Regions from separate parts of the Homo sapiens genome. Here regions 1 and 2 are each linked to region 3. A link is a contact called in ENCODE Hi-C data. All regions are on one chromosome and are shown on one strand. Each heading gives the region's core, a stretch centred on a gene start or an enhancer-like site at or near the end of the contact. The rest is flanking DNA. Distances are from core to core; before and after follow the strand shown.

Region 1 (4,257 bases), core at 1,500-3,999, 37 kb after region 3:
TCCCTTCCCCTCCCCCTCCCCTTTCCTCCACTCCCTTCCCCTCCCCTCTCCTCCCCCCTTCCCCTCCCCTTCCCTTCCCTTCTTTCCTCCTATCCCCTCCTCCCCTCCCCTCCCTTCCCCTCCCCCCTCCCCTTTCCTCCGCTCCCTTCCCCTCCCCTCTCCTCCCCCCTTCCCCTCCCCTTCCCTTCCCTTCTTTCCTCCCATCCCCTCCTCCCCTCCCCTCCCTTCCCCTCCCCTCCCTTCCCCTCCCCTCCCCTCCTTTCCCTTCCCCTCCCCTCCTCTCCCTTCCCCTCCCCTCCTCTCCCTTCCCCTCCCTTCCCCTCCATTCCCCTCCCTTCCCCTCCATTCCCCTCCCTTCCCCTCCCCTCCTCTCCCTTCCCCTCCCTTCCCCTCCATTCCCCTCCCTTCCCCTCCCCTCCCCTTCTTTTGAGATGGAGTCTTCCTCTTGTCATCCAGGCTGGAGTGCAATGGCGCAATCTTGGCTCATTGCGACCTCCACCTCCCGGGTTCAAGCAATTCTCCTGCCTCAGCCTCCTGAATAGCTGGGATTACAGGTGCGCACCACCACGCCCAGCTAATTTTTGTATTTTTAGTAAAGACAGGGTTTCACCATGTTGGCCACAATTGTCTCAAACTCCTGACCTCAGGTGATCCACCCGCCTCGGCTTCCCAAAGTGCTGGGATTACAGGCATGAGCCACTGTACCCGGCCTAAATCACAGACTTTTATGTCTCACGGTTCTGGAGGCTGAGAGTCCAAGATCAATGAGTGGGAGGTTCAGTGTCTAGTGAGGACCCGCTTGCTGGTTCACAGGTGGTTCCTTCTGGCTGTGTCCTCACATGGTGGAAGGGGTGAGAGAGCTCTCTGGGGCCTGTCTTCTAAGAGCACAAATCCCACTCATGACCTAACCACCTCCTAAAAGCACCACCTCTAATACTCTTGCAGTGGGAACTGAGTTTGAACTTGAGTTTTGGAAGGACAGAAACATGGAAGGCATAGCAACCCTCTTACACAGCCCGGCCCCTCTGAAGCCTGCCTGGGTTCACAGAATGTTCCGTCTTCCTCAGGCCCCTGGTGTGTTGGCTTTCTCCTTTGTTGATAGCTGATGTTGAGCAATGCAAGATTTCTGTTCTGATTATCTGACCCTGGATATCCAGTTTGGGGACTTGTGACATATTTGGGACGTCAGAAGCACGTACCTCTCACATAGAGCATGGCATACTTAATAAACAATAAATTATAATAAAAAATGAATAATGCATTATAAATTATCATTACTTATTTATTTATTTATTGGAGACAGAGTCTCGCTCTGTTGCCCAGGATGGAGTGCAGTGGCGCCATCTTCGCTCACTGCAACCTCTGCCTCCTGGGTTCAAGTGATTCTCGGGCCTGCCTCAGCCTCCTGAGTAGCTGGGACTATAGGCAACCACCTCCACACCCGGCTAGTTTTTTGTCTTTTTAGTAGAGACGGGGTTTCACCATGCTGGCCAGGCTGGTCTTTTTTTTGTTTTGTTTTGACATGGAGTCTCGCTCTGTCAACCAGGCTGGAGTGCAGTGGCACGGTCTCACTGCAAGCCCCACCTCCCAGGTTCACGCCATTCTCCTGCCACAGCCTCCCGAGTAGCTGGTAGCTGGGACTACAGGTGCCCACCACCACGCCCGGCTGATTATTTTTTGTATTTTAGTAAAGACGGGGTTTCATCGTGTTAGCCAGGATGGTCTCGATCTCCTGACCTCATCATCCGCACATCTCGGCCTCCCAAAGTGCTGGGATTACAGGCATGAGCCACCGGGCCCGGCCCCAGGCTGGTCTTGAACTCCTGACCTTGTGATCTGCCCGCCTTGGCCCTCCAAAGTGCTGGCATTACAGACGTGAGCCACCGCACCTGGCCTCATTTATTATTTTGTAATCACATTATAAATTGTCATTTATTATTTCATAATTACATTATAAATGATCATTTCAGAATTACATTATATATTTTCATTTATTTCATAATTACACTATAGATTATCATTTATTATTCCAAAATTACATTATAAATTATGATTATATTATACAATAGCATTTGCTTCATAATTACATTAGATTATCATTTATTTTTAAATTACATTATATTTATTTCATAATTACATTATAAATTATCTTATAATTAGAAATGATCATTTATTTCATAATTGCAATATAAATTATTATTAATTTCATAATACCATTGTAAGTTATCATTTATTATTTCATAATTACATTATGTAATGGTATGCGTTAATAATTATTAATATACAATTAATAATTATTAACCATTCAATTAATAGTTAATTAACTAGCAATTTATATGTAATTCTATAATTACGTCATAGAATATGATATCTAATTTATACATAAATTATATTATTCAAGTATATTACCCATAATTTGCAAGTATAGTATAGAATCCCGTTATAGGATCCTATTACATTTTAGAATTTTGTTATATATATTTGACTCTACAATTGGAATTTAGACCCCACACCGGCCCCCCTCCTGTTTGGCTTAAGGGCTATGACCACAGACCCTGGCCCAAGTACCTCCCCTGGTTACCCGCAGGCAGGTGGCACCATGGGGGCGGGGCGGACTCGCGCACGCGCAGTGCAAAAGGTCGGGCTCCCGGAAGTCCCTCCTCCCGGGGGCGGAGCCAGGGCAAGAAGGAGAAACCCGGTGCTGCCGCGCGGCCTCTTCCGCGAGCCCGCGCGCCGGAAGTGGAAATGCGTCATAGAGGGCGGGCGGCGACGGCGGTGGCGGCGTCGGAGGCGCCTCCGGGGGACGGTGGCGGCTCCCGGCGGTGAGGCCGCGCCTGTCCGGGGATCGTCGAGGGACGGCGGGAGCTTGGGCCAGCGGCGGCGGCGGCCTGGGACGCAGGCGGAGCCCCGCGCAGGTGAGTGCCGCCCCCGTGCCTCCCGGGCCTGGCTGCAGCCGGCGAACGCTTCGCTCCTAGGGCCGGGCCCGGGGGGCCGGGGCTTGGGAGGCGGCGCCTAGGGGCCTCGGAGGTGACGGGGCTGGGGTTGGGGGGCGTGGGGTGCCACCGGGGGGCTGGGAGCGCCTGAAACTGTACGGGGGAATCGGGGGCTGGGGAGGTCTGCGGTCGGGGTCCGGGGGTCCCTGGAAGTAGGGGTAGGGGCTGGAGCGGTTCCTGGGACTGCACCGAAGGAGCTGAGGCCTGGAGCGGTGTCGGAGGGCTGGGAGCTCGGGGGATCGGATGGGCGGGAGACTAGGAGGCCTGGGACTAGGGGACGTGGCGCTGCGGTCGCTCCTAGGTCTACAGTGGGAAGCAAGGGGCTGTCCGGGGTTTTCGGAGGCTGGGGCGGTGCTGTGTAGGTTGGGGTATTGGGGCTCATCCAGGAGGGTGGTGGGGAGCGGGGAACTGAGGAGCTGAGGGTACCGAGTGGCCAAGGGCCTGAGAATGTGTGGGGCCCTGCCAGGGGTGCCAGCGGCAGCCTGAGGCCATGCTGGGGGGCTGCGGTAGGTGGGAATACCAGGGGCAATGCCGCGTACTGGGGATTGGGCAGCCAGGTGTACCGGGGTGGTCGGAGGGCGCTGGAGGCCAGAGTGGGGAGGGTTCCTCGGTGGTGAAGTTGCTGGGGCCGCTTGGGTTCTGGGGGAGGGTTCACTGGTCTCTGTCCAGACTGGAGCCCCTCCCTGGTGCCCCACTGACCTTTTCTGGTCGCTTCTCCACCCTCCCTCCCTTCTTTCGCACCTCCCACCTCGGGCTTGGGCGAGGAGGCCGTCTCCTGGGCCTGGCAGGAAGCCTCCAGGTTGATGGGGTGGGCGGCCGGGCCGGAGGCGGTCACCTGAGATGGTTGGGTTTCTGCGAGTGAAGCTTCCTCTACTTGGACTTGGCCGTCAGGAAGTGGCTGCCCGTCAGCTCAGCAGGGAAGAGGTGGGTTAATGAAGGTGGGCGGAGAAAGAAGGCGCAGACGGGGGACTCCGGCCCCTAACTTGTGGAAAGTTCGTTGTACTTTTTGGCTTTGAGTGGGTTAAAGCTGGGATACGTTTGGCCTTCGTGGAGATTACTAGGGTTCATGGTTCTGGATTGTTGTTGCAGCCCGAGACTTCCTGTTTTATCAGGGCAAGTACAGGGCCGCCGCCCCCTCCACAAAACCTTTCCAGATGCCTGCAGCTGTGCTCTCCCTGGCCCCTTCCCTTCCCCAGTGTCTCTCTGCCCCTTCCCGTGGAGCTAGGCGTTTGTAGCGTCCCCGTTCCTACTTGACCTGTGTGAG
Region 2 (4,427 bases), core at 1,375-3,874, 54 kb before region 3:
CATGCCCGGCTAATTTTTGTATTTTTAGTAAAGATGCGGTTTCACCATGTTGCACAGGCTGAACTCCTGATCTTGAACTCCTGGTCTCGAACTCCTGATCTTGTGATCCGCCCTCCTCAGCCTCCCAAAGTTCTGGGATGACAGGTGCGAACCACCGCACCTGGCCCTCTGTTATTTTTTGAGATGGAGTCTCACTCTTGTCACCCAGGCTGGAGTGCAGTGGCACGATCTTGGCTCACTGCAACTTCCGCCTCCTGAGTTCAAGCGATTCTCCTGCCTCAGCCTCCTGAGTAGCTGGGATTACAGGCGCGTGCCATAATGCCTAGCTAATTTTTGTATTTTTAGTAGAGACAGGGTTTCACCATGTTGCCCAGGCTGATCTTGAACTCCTTATCTTGTGATCCACCCGCCTCAGCCTTCCAAAGTGCTGGGATTACAGGCATGAGCCCCTGCACCCAACCCTCTGTTTTTTTTCTTTTTCTTTTTCTTTTCTTTTTTTTTTTTTTTTTTGAGACAGTTTCACTCTTGTCCCCCAGGCTGGAGTGCAATGGCACGATCTCGGTTCAGTGAAACCTCTGCCTCCCAGGTTCAAGCGATTTTCCTGCCTCAGCCTCCTGAGTAGCTGGGATTACACGAGGTGTGTGCCACCACGCCTGGCCAATTTTTATATTTTTAGTAGAGACGGGGTTTCACCATGTTGGCCAGGCTGATCTCGAACTCCTGACCTCAGGTGATCCTCCTGCCTTGGCCCCCAAAATGCTGGGATTACAGACGTGAACCACCATGCCTGGTGGCCCTGGCCTTTTCTTACGCATGAGGTAATGCTTGCCACACCTACTGGTTATGTTCCTGCAAACTATCACCAGATCGCCTCTTACGCCCAAACTTTAATGCAATGTTTCACGTACTATGTATTTACTGCGTATATTAAAACTATAACTTATGGGAAATGTGTCATTAGGTGAAACGTATTAATAAGGAAAAAAAAGAAATAAAAACAAAACAAAACAAAAAAACCCTATAATTTAAAATACTACATTCAAACAACCTGACCAAAACTTTCTAAATGATTTCCCCAAAACAGAGCCGTAAGTAACTTGGGAACAAGACAAGAGGCAACCTGGGATGTCTTTCTATTTATTTATATCTCTAATTTTTTGAATCTGTTTTTTTGTTTTGTTTTGTTTTGTTTTGTTTTTCTTTTTGAGACGGAGTCTCGCTCTGTGGCCCAGGCTGGAGTGCAGTGGTGTGATCTCAGCTCACTGCAAGCTCCGCCTCCCGGGTTCCCGCCATTCTCCTGCCTCAGCCTCCCGAGTAGCTGGGACTACAGGCGTGTACCACCATGCCCAGCTAATTTTTTGTATTTTTAGTAGAGACGGGGTTTCACCGTGTTAGCCAGGATGGTCTCGATCTCCTGACCTCATGATCCGCCTGCCTCGGCCTCCCAAAGTGCTGGGATGACAGGCGTGAGCCACCGCGCCCGGCCTGTTGTTGTTTTTTAATGTTTTTTTTTAGTTTTCGGTGTACAAATCTACTTTCATGATTAATTTCTAACTGTTTTATTCTTTTTGGTGTTATTGTTAATGTAATTGTTTTCTTATTCTCTTATTTATGTACTTATTTTGAGGTAGGGTCTCACTCTGTTGCCCAGGCTGGAGTGCATTGGCACAATCATGGCTCACAGCAGCCTTGAACTCCTGGGTTCTAGTGATCCTCCCACCTCAGCTTCTCAAGTAGCTGGGACTACAGGCGTGCACCACCATGCCCAGCTAATTTTTTTTTTTGTTTTTTGAGACGGAGTCTCACTCTGTCATCTAGGCTGGAGTGCAGTGGTGTGATCTCGGCTCACTGCAACCTCCGCCTCCCGAGTTCAAGTGATTCTCCTGCCTCAGCCTCCCGAGTAGCTGGGATTCCAGGTACACGCCACCACACCCAGCTAATTTTTGTATTTTTGGTAGAGACGGGGTTTCTACTAAATGTTGGCCAGGCTGGTCTCGAACTCCTGACCCCAGGTGATCCTCCAACCTAGCCCTCCCAAAGTCTTGGGATTACAGGCGAGAGGCCCTGCGCCCGGCCACGTTAATTCTTTAGAAGTCAACAGAGGCCCATTGCTCTGAGCCGCCGCCACCCCCAGCCCTGTTTGTGACGACCAATGGGCTGCCGTGGACATAGGATTTTGGGTGTGCTAAAACCAGGAAAGCCCCCAGCAGCACCCAGGCTCCGAGGTTCTGGGAGACACAACCTCCCCGCCAGAGGGAAATGACCCATTACAATCCCCTGGGTGGTTTTCCAGGCCAAGCAGCTGGGGCCGCCTGTCTGGCCCAGGGTGGCCTGAATCTCTCGGTTCTGTCCTGGGAGAGGTGGGGATTTTTAAGCCTGACCTTTTAACTTTACCACAGGGCTGCTATCCAGCCTTCCTTCCTGTGACAGACTCTACGCCCATCTTCCAAAGCTCACAGAGCTGGCCGGAGAGTCCCAGGGCCCTCTTGTGAACTACGTCTTGGAAGGAGGTGGCTGTGTCTTCTCAGATACCATGTCCAGGCTTACATCTGAATGTTTTCGGTCCGACTTCAAGGGACGTAAATATCAGACCCCTGGAAGCACTCTGTGCATCCCTGTGACGGTGCTTTGCAGACTTTTGGCCTGTGTTTGACTTTCTGATGCGTTTTCATTTTCACTTTCGTTTTTCTGTATTTATTTATGGAGACATAAGGTCTTGCTCTGTTGCCCCAGGCTAGAGTGCCATGGTGACATTATATAGCTCACTGCAACCTCAACTTCCTGGCCTGAACCGATCCTCCCACCTCAGCCTCCTGAGCAGCTGGGACCACAGGTGCTCACCACCATGGCTGGCTAATTATTTATTTTTGTAGACATAGGGGTCTCACTATATTGCCCCGTCTTAGTTTTCATTTTTATTTTTTATTATTATTATTATTTGAGACAAAGTTTCACTCTGTTGCCCAGGCTGGAGTGCAGTGGTGCGATCTTGGCTCACTGCAACCTCCATCTCCCGGGTTCAAGTGATTCTCCTGCCTCAGCCTCCCGAGTAGCTGGGATTACAGGCGCGCACCACCACGCCCGGCTAATTTTTTGTATTTTTAGTAGAGATGGGGTTTCACCGTGTTAGCCAGGATGGTCTCGATATCTGGACCTTGTGATCTGCCTGTCTCGGCCTCCCAAAGTGCTGGGATTACAGGCATGAGCCACCACGCCCGGCGAGTTTTCATTTTTATTGATTATTATTATTATTTTTTGAGACGAAATCTCGCTCTGTCACCCAGATTGGAGTGCAGCGCTGTGATCTTGCCTCACTGCAACCTCCGCCTCCCGGGTTCAAACGATTGTCCTGCCTCGGCCTCTTGAATATCTGGAACTACAGGCGTGTGCCACCACATCCAGCTCATTTTTGTATTATTAGTAGACACAGGGTTTTACTGTGGTGGCCAGGCTGGTCTTGAACTCCTGACCTCAGGTGATCCACCCACCTCGGCCTCTCAAAGTGCTGGGATGACAGACGTGAGCCACCACGCCTGGCCTCATTTTTCTATTTGGAAATAAAGTCCTGTCTAGGTTTATGAGGAGTGGGACCACATCACTGAAGATACACGAGCAAGAACATGGATTTGCTTATCTCTGTTTTGGTCATGTCCTCCCGGGGGGCAGGGGTGGGGGTGGCAAACCTCCTCCCCTCCCTCCCCCACTTCGAACACAGAGTGAGTGTTGGTGACACTCAGCCAGGGACAGGACCCCGCTGCGAGCCAGGTTCCTCTTTCTACTGACTCTCTGGGGACCCTGTTTGCCTCCCGGCAACACGCTTTGCCGAAGAGCCCCTGTGCTGGCTGCCACGTGAGCCGCCCCTGTCCCTACTCTCAGCAGCCTTCCCCACCTGCAAACCCAGATCGAGGGCCTCCCATGCTGGGTTGGATGGTGGCCCCCAGAGATATGTCCGTGTCCTGAGCCCTGCTATTTGGGGAGGGGGTTTCATTTGGAAAAGAGGGTCTTTGCAGATTCATTCCGTTGTGGATCTTGAGAGAAAATAATCCTGCATTGTCTGGGTGGGCCTTAAATGCAATGACAGGTGTCCTTCTAAGAGACAGGAGAGGAGACACAGACACAGAGGAGAAGGCCACGTGGAGACGGAGACAGAGCCTGGAATGACGCGGCCACAAGCCCAGGGATGCCTGGAGCCCCCAGGAGCTGGGAGAGACAGGAAGGAGCCTCCGGAGGGAACTGGATCCAATTGTAATGGGTTGAACAGCGGATCCTGGAAAGATATGTCCATATCCTAGAGCCCAGAACCTGGAATGAGACCTTATTTGGAAATAAGAACTTTGCAGATTTAATGAGTTAAGGATCTCAAGATGAGATACTCCTGGATTAGGCTGGGCCCTAAATCCAATGACAGGTGCCCTGGTAAAAGACAG
Region 3 (4,357 bases), core at 1,488-3,987:
GAAAGAGAGAAAGAAAGAAACAGAAAAGAATACGAGAAGGAAGGAAGGAGAGAGAAAGAAAGAGGAAAAGAAAAGAAGGAAGGAAGAGGAGAGAGAGAATGAAAAAGGAAAGAAAGAAAGAAAAAGAAAGAAAGAAAGGAAAGAAAGAGAAAGAAAGAAGGAAAGGAAGGAAGGAAGGAAAGAAGGAAGGAAGGAAGGGCCCTGACTGCGTAGAAGTCACCCCCCGGGGACGATTCCTCAGACTGACGGGCTGAACATTAACCTGGTACATCTTGGAAACGGCGCACACATCACACCTTTTCACGGTAAAGTGAGTGCAGACGGGTGAAGACGTTTTGTATGCGAGAAAGTATGGAACACGAGAAATCATTTCTTCCATCAGGTTTCCCCTACAGTTTGTGGGAGAAATGAAGACATTCTATAAATGGAAAACCAAAAAATCATTTATTCCATGAGTACCTTCCTACAGTTTGTGGGAGAAAGGGTGACATAGGAGAAAAGTGATTTGGGACAGAAAAGAGTCTCTGATTTTCCCAACTCACACAAGTCCAGGGACTTCCTTTCACATCCAGTCTCAGGAACAGAGAATTTGGTTCTTCACTATTCACATGGTGTAGGCTGATCTGGTTGCCACAGACAACTTCAGCATGACCGGGTGGCCAGAGAGCCACCAGCACAGCCTTGCTCATCTGAAATCCTAAGACTCATCCACTTGGGGTCTTTCCAGTGGAGAGAGGGTCTGCTTCCTATCTGCTCCTGTGTGAATGTTGGTATCCTCCTAAAATTTCCATGTTGAAATCCTCACTCCCAAAGTGATGGTGTCAGGAGATGGGACCTTTGGCAGGTGATGAGGTCATGGAGATGGAGCATCATGCATGGGATCAGCGATCTCATACAACAGACCCCAGAGAGCTTTCTCGCCCCTTCTACCATGTGAGGACATGGTGAGAAGGCACCATCTAGGAACCAGGAGGCGGGTTCTCAGTAAGACGCTGAATGTGGCATGCTTTGATCTTGGACTTCCAGCCTCCAGAGCTGTGAGCAACAGATCTCTGTTGTTTCTTTCTGTTTTCTTTTTTTTTTTTTTGAGACAGAGTCTTCCTCTGTCGCCCAGGCTGGAGTGCAGTGGCACGATCTCAGCTTACTGCAAGCTCCGCCTTCCAGGTTTACGCCATTCTCCTGCCTCAGCCTCCTGAGTAGCTGGGACTACAGGCGCCCGCCACCATCCCCGGCTAATTTTTTGTATTTTTTATTTTTAGTAGAGACGGGGTTTCACCGTGTTAGCCAGGATGGTCTCGATCTCCTGACCTCGTGATCTGCCAGCCTCGACCTCCCAAAGTGCTGGGATGACAGGCGTGAGCCACTGCGCCTGGCAAATGTCTGTTGTTTCTAAGCCACCGAGGCTATGGTATTCTGCTATAGCAACGCAAACGGACTAAGACATCATCCTGAAACATGAAACTTCCAGCCCCAGGGAATGGGTGAAAGATGTTTACTTACTCAAGGTTTGTAACCCGCCACAACTCCCATGATGAAATCCTCAGTCCCCAAGGCAATGGTATTTGGAGGTGAGGACTTTGGGAGGTGATGAGGTCATGCAGGTGGAGTGTTATGAGTAGGATTTGTGCCCTTATAAAAGGGACCCCAGGCCGGGTGCGGTGGCTCACGCCTGTCATCCCAGCACTTTGGGAGGCCGAGGCGGGCGGATCACGAGGTCAGGAGTTCCACAGCAGCCTGGCCAACATGGTGAAACCCCATCTCTACAAAAAAATACAACAATTAGCCAGGGCCAGGAGTGGTGGTGGGTGCCTGCAATCCCAGCTCCTCGGGAGGCTGACGCTCACGCCTGTCATCCCAGCACTTTGGGAGGCTGAGGTGGGTGGATCACAAGGTCGGGAGTTTGAGAGCAGCCTGGCCAACATGGCGAAACCCCATCTCTACTAAAAATACAAAAAACATTAGCGGGGCATGGTGGCGGGCACCTGTAATCCCAGCTCCTCGGGAGGCTGAGGCAGGAGAATCGCTTGAACCCGGGAGGCGGAGGTTGCAGTGAGCTGAGATCGCGCCACTGCACTCCAGCCTCAGTGACAGAGCGAGACTCCATCTCAAAAAACAAAAACAACAACAAAATAAAATAAAATAAAATGGACCCCAGAGAGCTCCCTCACCCCTTCCAACACCATGTGAGACACAGCAAGAAGGCGCTGTCTATAGATCAGGAAGCCACTGGTTCATAGACCACCAGACACTGAATCTGCCACACCTTAACCTTGGACTTCCAGCCTCCAGAACCATGAGACATAGATGCCTGCTGTTGAGAAGGCCCCCAGCCTATGGTATTTCACGATAGCAACACATACGAACTAAGACACTCTCCTGAAATATGAAGGTTCCAGCCCCAGCAAATGAGGGAAAGGAAAGAGTCATCCACGTCCAGGGAGGGTCAGGGTTGAAGCTGATGCTACCAGGGCCCTCTTGAGTTGGCGTTTAGGGCCAGATGCCGTGCGTAGAGAATGTGTACGGGGGAATGGAGACGGCCACCGTTTCTCATCTGTGCCGTAAAGTCCCAGGCACTCGGGCCGTCCTGGGACCCAGTGCCTGGCAAACATACTTCAGGATGGCTTTCACGGGAACCCTGTGAAACTCTGCCGGGGCTGTGTAGCCACCGCCTTTCACTTCTCATGAGGCTTTCCTGAGTAACCCAGTTGTCTCTCTGGCTGTTGGCAGCCCTGGGGAGGTCTGTTGTTGACTGCAAAGGTGGTACGGGAAGAGGAAGTACCACACCCTCCAACTTTCTGCATCGCGAACCCTATCTGACCCTCCTCATCTAGGGGTGCTGTTTTTCTGCAGAAGTTGGCACTACAGTCTTGAAGAAAACAAAACAAAACAAAACACCAAAGTACTGGCTACAGGAAGCCCAGGCTACCAATTTCATTTCCTTATAATCTCAGTTCTGGGGTCTTGATTTGAACATGATGCTCCAGTGTCAGGAAGGGGTCAAAAAAGGGAAGCATGTCTGTGACCTTCAACTCAGGAGGAAAACACTTTATGGTTGTTTCTTCTTTTTAAATTAAATCTATCGAGAGGCAGAACCACTGAGGAATATGCATAGCAGCACACAATAGCCGAAAGGTGGAAACAACTCAAATATCCATGCACACACGGGAGTGGATATGCAGGATAAATCCATGCAATGGAGTACTACACAGCCATGCAATGGAACACTACGCAGCCATGAAAATGGGATACTATGCACCCTTGAAAAAGGAATGAGGTTCTGACGCAGGCTGCCGCATGGATGAACCTTAGGACATCATGCTCAGTGAGAGAAGCCAGACACAGAAGGACACACTTTGTAGGATTCCATTTCTATGAAATGTCCAGAACAGGCAGATCCATACAAATAGAAAGTGGATTTGTGGTTGTGAGGGGCTGGGGAGTGAGGATTGGGAATTCATGCTTAATGGGTACAGAGTGTCCTTTTAGGTGATGAGAATGTTGGCAGTGATCGTTGTGCAATCTTCTGAATGTGGTAAATGCCACTGAATCACACTCTTCAAAATGGTTAATTTTGGCCGGGCGCGGTGGCTCACGCCTGTAATCCCAGCACTTTGGGAGGCCGAGGCGGGCAGATCACGAGGTCAGGAGATCAAGACCACCCTGACTAACATGGTGAAACCCCGTCTCTACTAAAAATACAAAAAATTAGCCATGCGTGGTGGGGCACACCTGTAGTCCCAGCTACTCGGGAGGCTGAGGCAGGAGAATGGCGTGAACCTAGGAAGCGGAGGTTGCAGAGAGCCGAGATCGCACCACTGCACTCCCGCCTGGGCAACAGTGCGAGACTCCGTCTCAAATAAAATAAAATAAATAAAATAAAATGGTTAATTTTATGTTCTGTGAATTTTACCAAAAGAAAAAAAAATGGTCGGGCATGGTGGCTCACATCTGTAATCTCAGAAGTTTAGAAGGTTTAGGTAGGAAAACTGTTTGAGCCCAGGAGTTTGAGACCACCCTGCACAATATAGCCAGACCCCATCTCTACAAGATTTTTTTTAAAAAAATAAGCCAGGCATCACGCCTGTAATCCCAGCACTTTGGGATGCCAAGGTGGGTGGATCACGCGGTCAGGAGATTGAGACCATCCTGGCTAAGGTGAAACTTCGTCTCTACTAAATATACAAAAAATTAGCCGGGCGTGGTGGCGGATGTCTGTAGTCCCAGCTACAACCTCACTGCAACCTCCATCTCCTGGATTCAAGCGATTCTCCTGCCTCAGCCTCCCAAGTAGCTGGGATTATAGGTGTGCACCACCATGCCCAACTAATTTTGTATTTTTAATAGAGATGGGGTTTTA

Evidence for each region. Hi-C counts contacts between places; a loop is a spot of excess contacts on that map. Pooled maps may share reads with other maps.
Region 1: a map of CD8-positive, alpha-beta T cell shows a loop between it and region 3 (5-fold over the local background). The contact joins the promoter of AKAP17A here to the enhancer-like site in region 3. A Hi-C loop is called at or near these places in 5 of 168 maps with a recorded cell type or tissue (B cell, CD4-positive, alpha-beta memory T cell, CD8-positive, alpha-beta T cell and 2 more) and 9 of 50 pooled maps.
Region 2: a pooled map shows a loop between it and region 3 (1.8-fold over the local background). The contact joins two enhancer-like sites. A Hi-C loop is called at or near these places in 2 of 168 maps with a recorded cell type or tissue (B cell and naive thymus-derived CD4-positive, alpha-beta T cell) and 8 of 50 pooled maps.

The regions. Positions count from the first base shown.
Region 1 is chrX:1,588,855-1,593,111 of GRCh38, forward strand. AKAP17A (A-kinase anchoring protein 17A) reads left to right here and starts at 2,750. Exons shown (of 5, transcript NM_005088.3): 1 at 2,750-2,915.
Region 2 is chrX:1,498,672-1,503,098 of GRCh38, forward strand. All of the region lies in intron 1 of P2RY8 (P2Y receptor family member 8), which reads right to left. Among named protein-coding and RNA genes, the nearest start is that of P2RY8, 36 kb to the right of the region's middle. Within about 2 kb of position 2,625, at least 11 of the 41 ENCODE cell types and tissues checked have a DNase peak (open chromatin) inside an H3K27ac peak, as active enhancers do; they include B cell, where a contact is called at or near this core.
Region 3 is chrX:1,552,319-1,556,675 of GRCh38, forward strand. No RefSeq gene overlaps it. Among named protein-coding and RNA genes, the nearest start is that of P2RY8, 17 kb to the left of the region's middle. Within about 2 kb of position 2,738, at least 7 of the 41 ENCODE cell types and tissues checked have a DNase peak (open chromatin) inside an H3K27ac peak, as active enhancers do; they include B cell and CD8-positive, alpha-beta T cell, where a contact is called at or near this core.